2 separate regions of the Homo sapiens genome follow, and region 1 is linked to region 2. The links are chromatin loops, found by intact Hi-C in ENCODE. Cell type or tissue: Calu3. All regions are shown on one strand.

What was found. Hi-C counts contacts between places; a loop is a spot of excess contacts. Peaks named below come from ENCODE experiments on the same cell type or tissue, not always from the same donor. Only the 100,000 strongest peaks of a DNase experiment are listed, where the experiment ranks them.
Region 1: it touches region 2 in a loop (2.1-fold over the local background); 10 of 110 quality-filtered maps call a loop at or near these places.

Annotation. Positions count from the first base shown.
Region 1 is chr16:71,766,830-71,774,829 of GRCh38, forward strand. It overlaps AP1G1 (adaptor related protein complex 1 subunit gamma 1), which reads right to left. Exons shown (of 23, transcript NM_001128.6): 3 at 7,639-7,763; 4 at 6,392-6,533; 5 at 4,327-4,423; 6 at 2,794-2,870. Among named protein-coding and RNA genes, the nearest start is that of SNORD71, 12 kb to the left of the region's middle. In Calu3, no CTCF peak of the experiment used is centred here; a DNase peak (open chromatin) is centred at 4,208.
Region 2 is chr16:71,957,439-71,965,438 of GRCh38, forward strand. PKD1L3 (polycystin 1 like 3, transient receptor potential channel interacting) reads right to left here. Exons shown (of 30, transcript NM_181536.2): 16 at 5,767-5,913. Among named protein-coding and RNA genes, the nearest start is that of PKD1L3, 39 kb to the right of the region's middle. In Calu3, a CTCF peak has its summit at 4,176 (motif pointing left); a DNase peak (open chromatin) is centred at 4,163.

The DNA of each region.
Region 1 (8,000 bases), 190 kb before region 2:
GGAATTAAGTAACTTATAAGTCACCTAAACAAAAGTCTACTTTGGACAACTCCAAATAAGACAAATCTAAGCCATGGAGATCTGTAAATTCATTAAATCTGTCAACTATGGGCAAAGTTATATTAGAGATAATAATATACCTTTTAAAACCACTTTAAATCAATATTTTTGTAATAAAATGAAGACCAAGTAGTTACCAACCTTATCTTACATACTTCCCAATGGTCTGTTTTTTTTGTACTAGATATAACCCTAGTTATTTTTTATCTGGTTTATTTCTTGGAAAAGTCATTTTTCCTTGGGCTACTAAATTCAGAAATTGTTTTATCCACTGCCAAAAAGGCCAGCACATCACATAACATTACCCTGGGACACAGAGCACAAATGACTAAATGTTCAGCATACAATTCTTGGAACCCAGTTTCATTTTTCAGACAAAAATGCAAGTTATTAAAACTGATGACAAGACAAACAAAATAAGATGACACAGGGAAAGGCTGCAGCCATGAAAATCAGTTGGTGCCCACTACTCTACCTCAAAATCCTTTTAATATTCCAAAACTTCTATGTAAGATTAAGTACAGGTAAGAGAGAAATAAAATCTCTAAGTGTGAACTGAAAGCTCAGCAGTACATACGGAGCTTTTTAAAGTATGAGGTTACCCACATGCGGTTCTAAAATATCTACTTCAAAAAGCAGCAGCATTTTGTGTCAAAGCTCCAGACTAATCTGGAATTGCCATCACCAAAGCCACTGGGAAACTGCTCAAAGTTTCTCAAGTAAAGATAAAGAAAAGGCAGAGAAGAAGGCTTACAACTCAGGAAAGGCTGCAACTGAAATCCAAGGCTGACTTTGGAGTCAGGAGTTTAAGTGACAAAACAAAAACTAGACTAGGAAGTTAGCCAAAGATGGTAGAACAATAACTCACAGTATTAAGCACAGCTTCAGCATTAGTATATTTTAAAAGCCACATTTGTGGATCGATACACAAAAGCTACTAAGGACCTAATGCCAGCATGCACCATCTAAAAGAGGGTTAATTCTTACCTTTTCATTCTAACATACAGCAGGATTCCAAACAGACAACAGGAACAAAACATACAAAGCAAGCATTAGGGACAGATACGGGTCTCATACTATATTACAATAATTTAATCAAGACATGAACATCTAAGGGAAAAAAAGCCAAAAAAGAACTCCTGTTAGAGCCTTACTAGATCTAAAGTACAAAGTGAGTTCTATTTATGGAATGACCAGCATCCTATAAAAGAAGTTCAATGCATGTAACTACCCAAAGAACAGTCTTCTTCTGAGTCTAAAATTAAGTGGAGAAACAGAAATGTCCAGTTTAAAATACTAGTTTAAAAAAAAAAAAAAAAAAAAAAAGGCCGGGCGCGGTAGCTCACGCCTGTAATCCCAGCACTTGAGGAGGCTGAGGCGGGTGGATCACCTGAGGTCAAGAGTTCGAACCAGCCTGGCTAACATGGTGAAACCCCATCTCTACTAAAAATACAAAACAAAATTAGCCGGGCATGGTGGCAGGCGCCTGTAGTCCCAGCTACTCAGGAGGCTGAGGGAGGAGAATCACTTGAACCCAGGAGGTGGAGGTTGCAGTGAGCCAAGATTGCACCACTGCACCTCAGCCTGGGCGACAGAGCCAGACTCCGCCACAAAAAAAAAAAAAGAGAGAAGGGAGTACTTAAGAGAACTAAGACTTCCATCACAGGAGTCAATGTCCTAAAACGAACAGTAGAGTAAAAGTAATAAAAAAATTTTTAGTTTTAACCTTAAAAAAATAGAAAAGAGCTGGGCGCGGTGGCTCACGCCTGTAATCACAGCACTTTGGGAGGCTGAGGCGGGTGGATCACGAGGTCAGGAGATCAAGACCATCCTGGCTAACACAGTGAAACCCTGACTCTACTAAAAATACAAAAAATTAGCCAGGCGTGGTGCCAGGCACCTGCAGTCCCAGCTACTTGGGAGGCTGAGGCAGCAGGAGAATGGCATGAACCCGGGAGGCGGAACTTGCAGCGAGCCAAGATCGCGCCACTGCACTCCAGCATGGGCGACAGAGCAAGACTCTGTCTCAAAAAAAAAAAAAAAAAAAAAAAGAAAAGAAAAGAAATTCCTGCCTTTAAAAAAAAAATACAAAAAAAAAAAAAAAAAAAACAGGCCAGGAGCAGTGGCTCACACCTGTAATCCCAGCACTTTGGGAGGCTGAGGCGGGCTGATCACCTGAGGTCAGGAGTTCAAGACCAGCTTGGCCAACATGGTGAAACCCCGACTCTCCTAAAAATACAAAAATTAGATGGGCATGGTGGCGCGCACCTGTAATCCCAGCTACAAGGAAGGCTGAGGCAGGAGAATCACTTGAACCCAGGAGGAGGAGGTTGCAGTGAGCTGAGATCACGCCATTGCACTCCAGCCTGGGCAAAAAGAGCAAAACTACATCTCAAAAAAAAAAACAACACACACAAAACTCCTATTTCTAATTTGACCTCAGATCATGTTTCTTGACTCAAATGTGAAAACAGTAGATAAAACACATGAGATTGGTGTGTCTGCCAACAATGAGAGAAGACTTCTATTATGAAAGGGAAAACACAATACTAGTGCCAGTTCTCACTTATATGCCTAAATCTGGCTTCCAGGCCAATTGCATAGCAGGGCTAGTTAAATCCCTTATTCAGATCCATAGCTTGCTTTCAAAAAAAAATAAGAAGAAAATCATGTACTTTTCAGGAAAATCATTTTTCAATCAAGAAAGGCTTAGGCATACAGAATGGCACCTACCTTTCTGAAATGCGCAAGCATGTCTGGGCTTCGCTCACACATTTCTGTGAGGAGGACTACAGATGTGTGGAGGACACCTGAAAGAAAAGATCAAAGGAAAACTAAAAATGAGGCCTATTATTCAATTTTATAGAACAGGACTTTGAGTTCCTGAAGGTCAATTCCAAAAGGATAGTTGCTACTTTTGCTTTTTAATCCCCCAAAGCATCTAAGCATTGAAGTGAATACAAAGGAAGAACTTAATAGATGCCTGATTTAAAACTGGCCAAGTTGGTAAAATCGGAATGTTTTCAACAATTATGTGATCAAAATAATTATGAAAAAGTGACGACCAATACATATGTCTCTCCATCTGAGAATATCCATAAAAACACACAATGCAAGCTAGGTATGATCTGTTCTATACTTAATCAGTAAGCTATTATCTGAGTACTAACAGATAATTCAAGAGGCAAAAATCTTAGTAAGATTTTACATTTCCAGATAAAACGCATCAAAACTCTGAGAAAACTTTGGATGACAAAGTAAATTTAACTGCTCCAGAGTCAGTAAAAACAATCTCACAATGCTTTTCACTAAATAATAAATACGTGCTCCAAATAATTCAGTTGTTCAACAAGTATATTTTGAGCATTCTGGGCACAGCACTGAATTTGTCAAATTAAATATACCATACAATTTTTCCTCTTAGCATTTAAGCCACATGAATTTTCTTTATTCAGAACTTATTTCACTGACTTCAAATAAAAATAAAATGTTTGAGAAAAGAACAGTCACATTCCATTTAATTCCTCTGTTTTATACAAAGATTCTGAGTACCTAATACAAGCTTCTGTCAGAAATAACCCAAAAGAATTCTCACAATTTTTGAGTCTGGCAGGGTCTGGCTCTGTAGCCCAGGCTATAGTGCAGTGGTACAATCTTGGCTCATTGCAACTTCTGCCTCCCAGGTACAAGCCATCCTCCCACTTCAGCCTCCTGAGTGGCTGGGACCACAGGCATGTGCCATCACACCCAGCTAATTCTGGTATTTTTTACAGAGATGGGTTCTGACTTTGTTGCCCAGGCTGGTCCTGAGCTCAAATGATCTGCCCACCTTGGCCTCCCAAAGTGCTGGGATTACAGGCATGAGCTACCACGCCCAGCCGCACAAATCTTATACTCCTACCACATGATAATGGAATTTTTTCTTTTATTGTAAAATAGGCAAGAAATCAAAGGATTTTACACATGAAAATTATGGGTAGGCTCATTTGTATATTACACTAAATATTAACAACTTAATATTTTTAATAAAGTAAAAGAGGACCAGAGATGAAAGATAAGTTTACTATGAAGGAATCAATCTCTTAATATAAAACTAGGATATGTGAGTGGAAAGACTTGTCAGACCAGACCTTCCTGGAAAAGTGTCTAAGGCACAGCAGAAACGCGACTCCACTGTTCTGAGAGACACAGGACTAACATAGCCTTAAGCCTTTTCTCTTTCCCTTTCTCCCTCAATACTTCATGAATACATCCAAATTACATTACCATGGTTCTTCTCATTCAATAAATTTTTTGTTGCTGGTAAAAACATCTCCATAAGTTCAGGAACTTTCCTGATGACATGAACAGCACACAGTGCTGCCTATGAAAAAAAAAATAAAAGAACAAAAGGTTTATTTCAATTATGCCAGGGCAACCAATCTTATTAAAAAACCACCAACACAAAAATCTCACCAACTAGTTCATCTACTAGAAAAATAAAGAAGGAAGAGGTTAGATATTAGATTTATGGCTCGACACAGTGATAGCCCACTCCTATAATCCAGCACTTTGGGAGCCCCAAGGCAGGAGAATCACTTGAGCCCAGGAGTTTGAGAACAGCCTGGGCAACACAGTAAGAACCTGCCTCTATTTAAAAAAAATTAAGAGGAGAGAAAATTATTTATTAACTGGTTGGGGAGTTCCAGTTTATACTATTATATTAAAGAGATCTTCTAGTTCACCTCTCCCTTTGTTCATATATTGCTAGACAAGTAGGCAAAAACTTTCTACATTAGACTATGTATGGTTAATATGAATTTATCAAAAAGTTAAACATAATTTATGTGGAGTTTTAAGGAAGTAAAAATAGATAACAATCTCAATCTGTGATAATCATACCTCTGAGTAAGATGACTAACAGCCTATAAAAACATCACACAACTGAAAGATATATACTGTAAATGCTATAAATCTACTGTTATGTTTAATAGTATCTATGTGGCCCTCAAATGACTCTACTGACATCAAGAAAATCATTTGAAAAATACTTAGTCTCTACTAAAGAAAAGATGGTTTTACTAGCTTGTTCACTGGAAAATAAAAGTACATTTAAACACTGATTTTTGTATATCCCCCAAAGTAACTATAACTACTATATGTTTGAGTCAAATACCATAAAAGTTTAGATATATTAACAAAAAAAATTTCTGCTAATTCCATCCATGTTATATTTGGGAGGAAAAAATATCTTTTTTTCTTTTCTTTTCTTTTTTTTTTGAGACGGAGTCTCGCTCAGTCGCCCAGGCTAGAGTACAATGGCGCAATGTCGGCTCACTGCAAGCTCCGCCTCCTGGGTTCACATCATTCTCCTGCCTCAGCCTCCAGGTGAGGGACTACAGGCGCCCGCCACCACGCCCGGCTAATTTTTTTTGTATTTTTAGTAGAGACGGGGTTTCACCATGTTAGCCAGGATGGTCTTGATCTCCTGACCTTGTGATCCACCCATCTTGGCCTCCCAAAGTGCTGGGATTACAGGCATGAGCCACCATGCCCAGCCTATCTTTTTTTTCTAACCTGCAGGAATGTTTCATTTTAATATGACAATGAGCTTTCTGAACAAGAGTAGCTCACATATTCTTTAAGAAAAAGGACCAGCTTACAAATTAAGAAAATAATTTAACTTTGTTTGCAGCCATCATTAACTGCATATCATCCTGGGAAATGGCTTGGCCTTTTCAATGCCTCTTTCCCAAACCATTAATAGAGAGGCACAGTAAATGCCAAACAGATCACAGTTTATGTTCATTTCTTGGACTTCTAAATTCCATACACTTCATTTTCAAAGGTTGTAGGGTTCAAGCAATTTTTAAAAACTCAATAAAATGCTTATATCAACAAATAAAATCAGATAGAAGAATAATTCTCTTCTATTACTAATCCATTCAGAAAGTGGGTTCTACATCATTCCCTAATAATTATCTAGGTCCCAATAGAACTGCCCTTCCAGAGACACAAAGGCACTAATACAAAGATATGGGTATTAATTATTAGGACAAAAGTAAATTCATAAAAATCTGTTCATAATCACCTTGCTGTAATACTGTTTAGAATCAGATAACTTAGGAATTTGGTATGCCACCTAGGATATATCCAGTAACATTTGTTTGTTTATAAATCATTTCCTTAAGAAAAGAGGAATTAAGGTTAATATATAATCATGTAAAACAGATTTACTACACAGAAAAAATGACTTTACATTATCATCAGATCTTTCAAAAATGAGTAATCTGCCTTCTCATCTCCATAATACTCCCTAATCCAAACAGACATTTGGTTCATTAAAAGTTACCTTTTTTCTTAAGTAAGAGTTGGAGGTTTTCAGGAGCTTCTCTACCTCTCCTGCAAGATCTCTGCACATCTCTGAGGAGCCCATGCAGCCGAGGGTACAAAGTGCTAACCCCTGTACGAATTGCGTGCTATGATTAAGATCACTGCAAAAGAAAAGAGGAAGGTAGGAACAAGCCTGGTGCTCCCCAAGAAGCAGCTTCACAATTTCAAACTAGTTCAGGATGACTCAAGATTTCTCCAATAACAAAAACAATAGGATTATTTGTTGCAGAAAATGTTTATCCCAACTTTATTACAAATTATCAATATAGTAAACAGACTGACAGTCCCTCCTATAGGCTTACAAGCCAATGTTTCCAGGTACCAAAGCAGTGGAAGTTGAAAAACATGTTATCTACTGGATGTCAGACACACACTTTAGAAAACTCAGCAAACTTGGCAGCAGGGTAGGGGTGGTTCACACCTGTAATCCTAGCACTTTCAGAGGCCGAGGCAAGTGGATCACCTGAAGTCAAGAGTTCGAGACCAGCCTGGCCAACATGGTGAAACCTCATCTCCACTAAAACTGTAAAAATTGGCCGAGCGTGGTGGCGGGCGCCTATAATCCCAGCTACTTGGGAGGCTGAGTAGCTACCCAGGTTCAAGTGATTCTTCTGCCTCAGCCTCTCAAGTAGCTGGGACTACAGGCGCACGCCACCACGTCCCATTAATTTTTGTATTTTGTATTTTTAGTAGAAACGGGGTTTCACCACATTGGCCAGGCTGGTCTTGAACTCCTGACCTCGTGATCTGAGATCACGCCACTGCAGTCCAGCCTGGGCAACAGAGCGAGACTCCGTCTCAAAAAGAAAAAAAAAAAAAAACCAGAACAAAGTAGGCCAGGCACAGTGGCTCAAGCCTGTAACCCTAGTACTTTGGGAAGCCGAGGTGCATGGATAATCTGAGGTCAGGAGTTCGAGACCAGCCTGGCCAACATGGTGAAACCCCGTCTCTACTAAAAATACAAAAATTAGCCAGGCGTGGTGGCAGGTGCCTATAATCCCAGCTACGCAGGAGGCTGAGGCAGGAGAATCACTTCAACCAGACTGGCAGTTGGGGGAGGACGGTGGCAGCGGAGGAGGATGCAGTGAGTCAAGATCACGCCACTTCACTCCAGCCTGGGCAAAAGAGCAAGACTCCGTCTCAAAGAAAATACAAAAAAGAACAAAGTAGTTAACAGTTGTTAGAAGAAAGAAAAGTAAGACTTACTTCTTGATACAGTTGGTCATGAGAAGATGGACATCTTGTCTTTCATCTAACAGCAGCATTGCCCCTAAATAGCCAATGCGTTTGTCTGTAAATTTTTGAGAGGCAATAAGCTTGAGGCACTCCAACTGCAAAAAAAGAAAAAAAAAAAGAAGGAAATTAAAACTTGCTACCACAATCTAGAAAAGCAGTGTTTTTAACCCAGAGTCCCCAGCTGGCTAAAGTAAAGTACAAATGTGTTTCATCAAACTACCTAAATCTTTTCTTTTTTTTGAGACGGGGTTTCGCTCTGGTTGGCCAGGCTGGAGTGCAATGGTGTGATCTCGGCTCACTGCAACCTCTGCCTCCCAGGTTCAAGCCATTCT
Region 2 (8,000 bases):
CCTAATCCAACTGTATTCTGTCTACAAGAGACATAATTTAGATATGAAGACACAAATGAATTGAAATTAAAAGGATGGGCCAGTAGTGGTAGCTCACACCTGTAATCCCAGCACTTTGGGAGGAGAAGGTGGGAGGATCATTTGAGGTCAGGAGTTCGAGACCAGCCTGGCCAACATGGTGAAACCCCATCTCTAAAAAAATACAAAAATTAGCAAGGCATGGTGGCACATGCCTGTATTTCTAGCTACTCGGGAGGCTAAGGCAGGACAATTGCTTGAACCCAGGAGGTTGCAGTGAGCCAAGATCAAGCCACTGGACTAAAAAGATGGAAGAAGGTATTCCATGTAAACAGCAATCAAAAAAGGGCTGGAGTGGCTATACTCATATAGGACAAAATATACTTCAAGACAAGAATTATTACTAGAGCCAAAGACATTTTATTAAAGGGTCAATTAAGAAGATAAATTCATCTGTGCTGTCTTCTTACAAGCCAAGTGGAAGTGTTGCTAGCCAGCCATATAGCTGTCACAATGTTTCTGCTTAGGAACTGCTCCACAGGCAGAAGACAATGTATTAAAATCTTCAAAGTGTTAAGGGAAAAATAACAAAAAATTTCTATCCACTTAAATAGCTAACTATGAGTCAAGAGTAAAGATGGACACACACGGCCGGGCGCGGTGGCTCACGCCTGTAATCCCAGCACTTTGGGAGGCCGAGGCGGGCGGATCACGAGGTCAGGAGATCGAGACCATCCCGGCTAAAACGGTGAAACCCCGTCTCTACTAAAAATACAAAAAATTAGCTGGGCGTAGTGGCGGGCGCCTGTAGTCCCAGCTACTTGGGAGGCTGAGGCAGGAGAATGGCTTGAACCCGGGAGGCGGAGCTTGCAGTGAGCCGAGATCCCGCCACTGCACTCCAGCCTGGGCGACAGAGCGAGACTCCGTCTCAAAAAAAAAAAAAAAAGATGGACACACACACACTTCTCATTAGAACTATTAAAAGAGCTACTTCAACAAGGAGAAAAAAGCCCAGAGTAATGATAAGAAATACAGAAAACTGGCTGGACGTGGTAGCTCATGCCTGTAATCCCAGCATTTTGGGAGGCCGAGGTGAGTGGATCACCCTGAGGTCAGGAGTTTGAGACCAGCCTGGCCAACATGGTGAAACCCCATCTCTACTAAAAATAGAAAAATTAGCCAGGCGTGGTGGTGGGCGCCTGTAATCCCAGCTACTCAGGAGGCTGAGGCAGGAGAATCACTTGAATCCAGGAGGCGGAGGTTGCAGTGAGCCGAGATCATGTCACTGCACTCCAGCCTAGGCGATAGAGCAAGACTCTATCTCAAAAAAAAAAAAAAAAAAAAAAAAAGTCGGGCACGGTGGCTCACACCTGTAATCTTAGCACTTTGGGAGGGTGAGGCAGGTGGACTGCTTGAGCGCAGGAGTTTGAGACCAGCCTGGGCAACAGAGTGAAACGCCGTCTCTAATAAAATACAAAAAATTAGCCAGGCATGGCAGCGTGTGCCTGTAATCCCAGCTACTCCGGAGGCTGAGAAAGAATTGCTTGAACGTGGGAGGCAGAGGTTATAGTAAGCTGAGATTGCACCACTGCACTCCAGCCTGGATGACAGAGCAAGACTCCCGTCTCAAAAAAAAAAAAAAAAAAAAGACACTAAAAGAATACAGAAAACTAGGCTGGGCACGGTGGCCCTCACCTGTAATCTCAGCACTTTGGGAGGCCAAGGTGGGTGGATCACCTGAGGTCAGGAGTTTGAGACCAGCCCGACCAACATGGAGAAACCTGTCTCTACTAAAAATACAAAATTAGTCGGGCATGGTGGCGCATGTCTGTAATCCCAGCTGCTCAGGAGGCTGAGGCAGGAGAATCACTTGAACCTGGGAGGTGGAGGTTGTGGTGAGCTGAGATCGTGCCATTGTACTCCAGCCTGGGCAACAAGAGCAAAAATCCGTCTCAAAAACCAACCAACTAAACAAACAAACAAAAAACAAAGAATACAGAAAACTAGAATAAACAGAGAAATTGATATTAATTATTTAATTAACTGTGAAATATGAAAGGAAAAACCTTTTTTGTGCATCTAAAAACAAAATGGTAAAACCATAACACTAGAGAGTAATTTAAAACATGGGAATTGGGAGAGAGGTTACTCAAGAACGGTTAAAGCATTGCTAATTCTTTGTCATGTTCAGGCAGAAGAAACGTTATTCTTAGAAAATTAATATGGAGAAAAAGTGTGTTAAAAATTAAAAGTAACCAATAAAAAGAATTAGAAGAGGAAGAAGAGGAACAGAAGCAGGAAGTGGAAAAACAAGAGGAGAAAGAGGAAAAAATACAATGTATAGTTTCTAAACCAGCAAAGATTAAAAATACAAGAAGTGGTCAGGCATGGTGGCTCACACCTGTAATCCTAGCACTTTGGGAGACCAAGACATGCAGATCACTTGAACCCAGGAGTTCAAGAACTAGCTTGGGCAACATGGTGAGACCCTGTTTCTACAAAAATAGTTTTAAAATTAGCCAGGCATGGTGGCACACACCTGTAGTCCCAGCTACTCAGGAAGCTGAGGTGGGAGGATCACCTGAGGCTGGCGAGGTTGAGGCTACAGTGAGCTGTGATCCATGTCACAGCACTCCAGCTGGGGTGACAGAGCAAGACCCCATCTGAAAGAAACAACCAACCAACCAACAAACCAAGAGGCAGAGAACCTTAAAAAAAAAAAACCAAAAAAAACTACAAAACCTGTCAATTTGACAATGTGGAAAGTAGATAAAGGAAAGAGAATGGATTATAACAAATAATGCAAAATAATATGGTAAATTAAGTCCAAATGGATTGGTAATCATGGTTAATGTAAACATATTAAACTCATGTATTAAAAGAGATTATTAGATCTGGTTTTTTAAACATCCAGTTATATGTTGCTTGCAAGACATAACTCTAAGCAAAACCATAAAAAGGGCTGAAAGTAAAAAGATAAGAACAAACAATAGAAATAATATCAGTATGTCAACTTTCTTTAGTTAATATAAAATGGAATTTAAGATACAAAGTGTCAACAGGATCAAAGGGAGACCTATATAATAAAAAAAAAAGTATCCAGAAGAAATAACATACACTTAAATGCTCCTAATAAACATCCAATAGACATATAAAATATGTCTATACGGTAAAAACTTACATAACTGAAGGAGAATTAAACTCACAGTCTTTCCTCTATTGGAAACACAGAGATTAAACAGATAAAAAATCACATTTCTGCAACAAAAATGAGTATGTTTGAATAAATATGTCTATATATGTTTTAAAAATACTAGAACTTTGGATGCAATGGTATATGCCTGTAATCCTAGCTACTCGGGAAGCTGAGGTGGGAGGACTGCTTGAGCCTAGGTGTTTGGGACCAGCTTGGCAAACACAGTGAGACCCTATCTCAAAAATCAAAACAAAACAAACCTAGAACTGTATCAGGTCTAGGGAGGGGAAATAGTATTCGCTACCCCTTAAGTTTTGGTGAAGGAGAGAAAATTTCTACCAGTTTATTCCTATACACAAGCAACACACAATTTAAAACATATATTTTTGGTTTGTTTTTTAGAGACAGGATCTCATTTTTTTTTTCCCACTTCTTGCTGAGAGTCCATGATTTTTAGTTTCAAGACTTATTTGTTTTCTCTGTTTTGTTTTGAGATGGAGTCTTCACTCCTTCGCACAGGCTGGAGTGCAGTGGCGTGATCTCAGCTCACTGCAGCCTTGACCTCCCGGGTTCAACTTCCCTGCCTCAGCCTCCCCAGTAGCTGGGACTACAGGCGTGCACCACTGCGCATGGCTAACTTTTGTATTTTTGGTAGAGAAGGGGTTTTACCATGTTGGCCAGGCTGGTCTCGAACTCCTGACTTCAGGTGATCTGCCCACCTCAGCCTCCCAAAATGTTGGGATTACAGGAGTGAGACACCGTACCTTGGCCCTTCTCCTTGAATCTGATTTTCAAAGTTAGGACATAAAAGGCTAAAGCCCCTACTTAGTTCTGTTGAACTGCCCATTCTGGAGGGAGACAGCCACCCCTGTGAAAAATGCCACTCTCTTGAGGTTGCCACGCAGAAGCCATACATAGGTGCTTTGTTGACAGCCACAGATGAGCTCTCAGTTGACAGCCAGCGCCCCCTGCTGACCTTGTGAGCGAATCATTTTTGGAAATCTAACACAGAGGAGCTTACAGATGAGTAACAGACCCAGCCAGGATGAAAGATCCCAAGGGAAAACTCCCCAGCCATGGCCTCACTGAATTTCTGACCCACAAAACCAGGAGAAAAGTAACATGGTTGTTTTAATCCACTCAGTTTTGGGAGTAATTTCTTATATGCCGCAATTGTAATTGGAGCAGATCTTAACAAAGAAATACACATTTCTTGTTTGTTCTGGGAGTCAAGTACCAGAAGAAACAGTTCCATGTTTTTTTGCCTTTAGGCATTTTAATGTAAGGACGTGGTGTTTGGTTGATAGAGCCACTGAGGCTGGAGCACAGTGGCTGTATCTCGGCTCACTGCAACTTCCGCTTCCTGGGTTCAAGCCACTCTTCTGATTCAGCCTTCCAAGTAGCTGGGACTACAGTCTCATGCTACCAAGTCTGGCTAATTTTTGTACTTTGGTAGAGATGGGGTTTTGCTATGTTGGCCAGGCTGGTCTCAAACTCCTGGCCTCAAGTGATTTGTCCACCTCGGCCTCCCAAAGTGCTGGGATTACAGGTGTGAGCCACCATGCCCGGCTAGGACATGGTGTGTGGGCCTCTTGCAATCATCTTGTTCCCATGAGGAAAAAGCCGAGAGCCGTAATATTGAACCAGAAAGCTGAAGGTAAGAAGGAGGTCAGATAGCAGAGGTATATTCTCCTAGGAATATTCTCATCTTTAGCATTCAGGAGACATAGAAAGATACATGGATACCTAGAAAGATACAGAAGTTGATACGTATATTATACCGTTCTCCTGGTCTGTGAATTCACCAGTACATTGCTTTAATTATTTTGGTTTACTAACATCTTTGCATTTTTTGAGATGGAGTTTCGCTCCGTTGCCCAGGCTGGAGTGCAGTGGCAATCTTGGCTCACTGCAACCTCTGCCTCCCAGGTTCAAGCAGTTCTCCTACCTTAGCCTCCCGAGTAGCTGGGATCACAGGTGTGCACCACCACGCCTGGCTAATTTTTGTATTTTTAGTAGGTCTTGCTATGTTGGCTAGGCTGGTCTTGAACTCCTGACCTCAAGTGATCTGCCTGCCTCAGCCTCCCAAAGTGCAGGGATTGCAAACATGAGTCACGGTGCCTGGCCAGTTTACTAGTGTCTTTGAAAGTCAGTTGAAGGCTACAGCCCTCTAATACTTTCCTTTATTTTTATATTTTGTTCTCATAAATATTTGTATCATCGAAGTAGTGGTATCCTTTTTATATTCCATTGATCTGAGTGATTCTTTTATTCCTAGATATCTTAGTAAATTTATAAATGATTCTCTAGGTAAACAGTTTCAGAAAATAAGGGCAATATTTATAATTTTTATACTTCGAATCTCTTTTTGTCTTCCTTCTGATTTTTAAGGTAATGGTTACACCAGTTACAACCACAACAGTAATGCTTATGTATGTTTGAAATAATACATTAATAAAATGTTAATTTGCATTAAAAACAATTCAATCGTGAACAATTCAATTAATAGTGAACATCAATATTCACTGTTAATAGTAATTTTCCAACAGTACCTAAAGGAAAAGAGCTCTCTCTTTGAAACTGGGATGAAGACCCGGTCAAGCTCACAGTCTCCGAGGTCCACAGCCAGCCAGCAATTGCACAGGAAATGCCACTTCCTCTTAACTGCCATGTCACAGACAATTACCTGGCTGACATACCTATAGTAAAATGAAGATAACCACATTAGGGAGATGGGCTTGAATCAGTTGTCTGTAGTAAGACGTAATCTCAGACCATTAGTAAACTGTCCAAGTAAATGAACTGTTTCATTGCAAGGCAAGAACTAAGGAAAGGAAAGAAAGTTGAGGCCAGACATGGTGATGCACACCTACAATCCCAGCACTGCGTGAGGCTGAGGCAGGTGGATTGCTTGAGCTCAGGCATTTGAGCACAGCTTGGGCAACGTCGCAAAATCCCAACTCTACAAAATATATAAAAATTAGCTGGGCGTGGTGGTGTGCACCTGTAGTCCTGAGCTACTTGAAAGGCTGAGGTGGAAGGATTGTTTGAGCCCGGGAGGTCAAGGCTGCAGTGAGTTGAAATTGCACCACTGCATTCTAGCTTGGGTGACAGAATGAGACTCTGTCAAAAAAAACAAAAAGAAAAGAGAGTAGATCTTATCTTTCCCTTCCCAACTTCTAAGGGAGTTCATGTACCAGACACCAGACTGCAAACCTTTCTCACCTATGAATAGATAAGTATGTATCTACACATTTTATAACCTTTCTCTGTCCCATATGTGACAGTGGCTTGCCACCTTTTCAAATATCCCATCTGCCTTTCATCATCAGGGGGCATAAATGGGTTGTAGTCTTTATCATTTACATTAATGACTTCTCACTCTACTTAGTCTCATCTCCGCTTCACAGGCCTCATCTCCACTTCACAGAGCCATAGGCCCTGAGAGCTCATCCTTTTCCCAACCAGTGTTTTATCACTAATTTCTCTGCTAACTTCAGCCGTTCACACCCCTGTCCTCTGGGACACCTGATTATTCAACCTGTTTGATTTCACCTCACAACTATTCGGCAAACCTCCTCCTTTACTGTAATGATGCTATTTTCCCCAAGGGTCTGTGTTTGTCATGAAACCACTTAAATTTCTCTCGTCAAAATCTTTTTTTTTTTTTTTTTTTTTTTTTTTTTTTTTTTTTTTTTTTTTTTGAGACAGAGTTTCACTCTCTTGCACAGGCTGGAGTGCAGTGGTGTGATCTTGGCTCACTGCAACCTCCACCTCCCAGGTTCAAGCAATTCTCCTGCCTCAGCCTCCCAAGTAGCTGGGACTACAGGAAGGAGCCACCACGCCCGGCTAGTTTTTGTATTTTTAGTAGAGATGGGGTTTCACTGTGTTATAGCCAGGATGGTCTCGATCTCCTGACCTCGTGATCTGCCCGCCCTGGCCTCCCAAAGTGCTGGGATCACAGGCATGAGACACCATGCCTGGCCAATTCAATGTATTTTGACAAACGTTTATACACCAGCACCATCAAAATATCACCCCCAAAAGCTCCCTATCCCTCCTTCCAGTCACCTCCTGCCCCCTCATTCCTGGCCTTAGGAGAACAATGATCTGCTGTCCTCTGTCTTTATAGAATAGTTAGCCTTTTATGGAATTTTATGTGTGTGGAATCATATGCTCTCTCTCTATATATATGTATTTTTTTTTTTTTTTGAGGCAGGATCTTGCTCTGTTGCCCAGGCTGGAGTGCAGCGGTGCGATCTTGGCTCACTGCAACCTCCACCTCTTGGGCTCAAGTGATTCTCCCGCCTCAGCCCCCCAAGTAGCTGGGAGTACAGGCATGAGCCATCACGCCCAGCTAATTTTTGTATTTTTTTGTAGAGACAGAATTTCACCATGTTGCCCAGGCTGGTCTCAAACTCCTGACCTCAAGTGATCTAACCACCTTGGCCCCCCAAAGTGCTGAGATTAGAGGTGTGAGCCACTGTGTCTGGCCTATACATTCTTTATGTACAGCTTCTTTCACTAAGCATAATTTAAAAAAATTCATCCACGTAGTCATATGTAACAATCGTTTCCTTTTCGTTGAGTAGTATTACATTGAATCAATACACTAACATTTGTTTATTCATTCAATAGACATTTGTGATGTTTTCTGTTTTGGGCTACTAATAAAGCTGCTATGAATATATGTGTACAGGTCTTGCAGTGGACACATGTTTTTGTTTATCTTGGGTAAATACCTATGAGTGTGATTTCTGGGTCACATGGTCAGTGTATGTTTAAC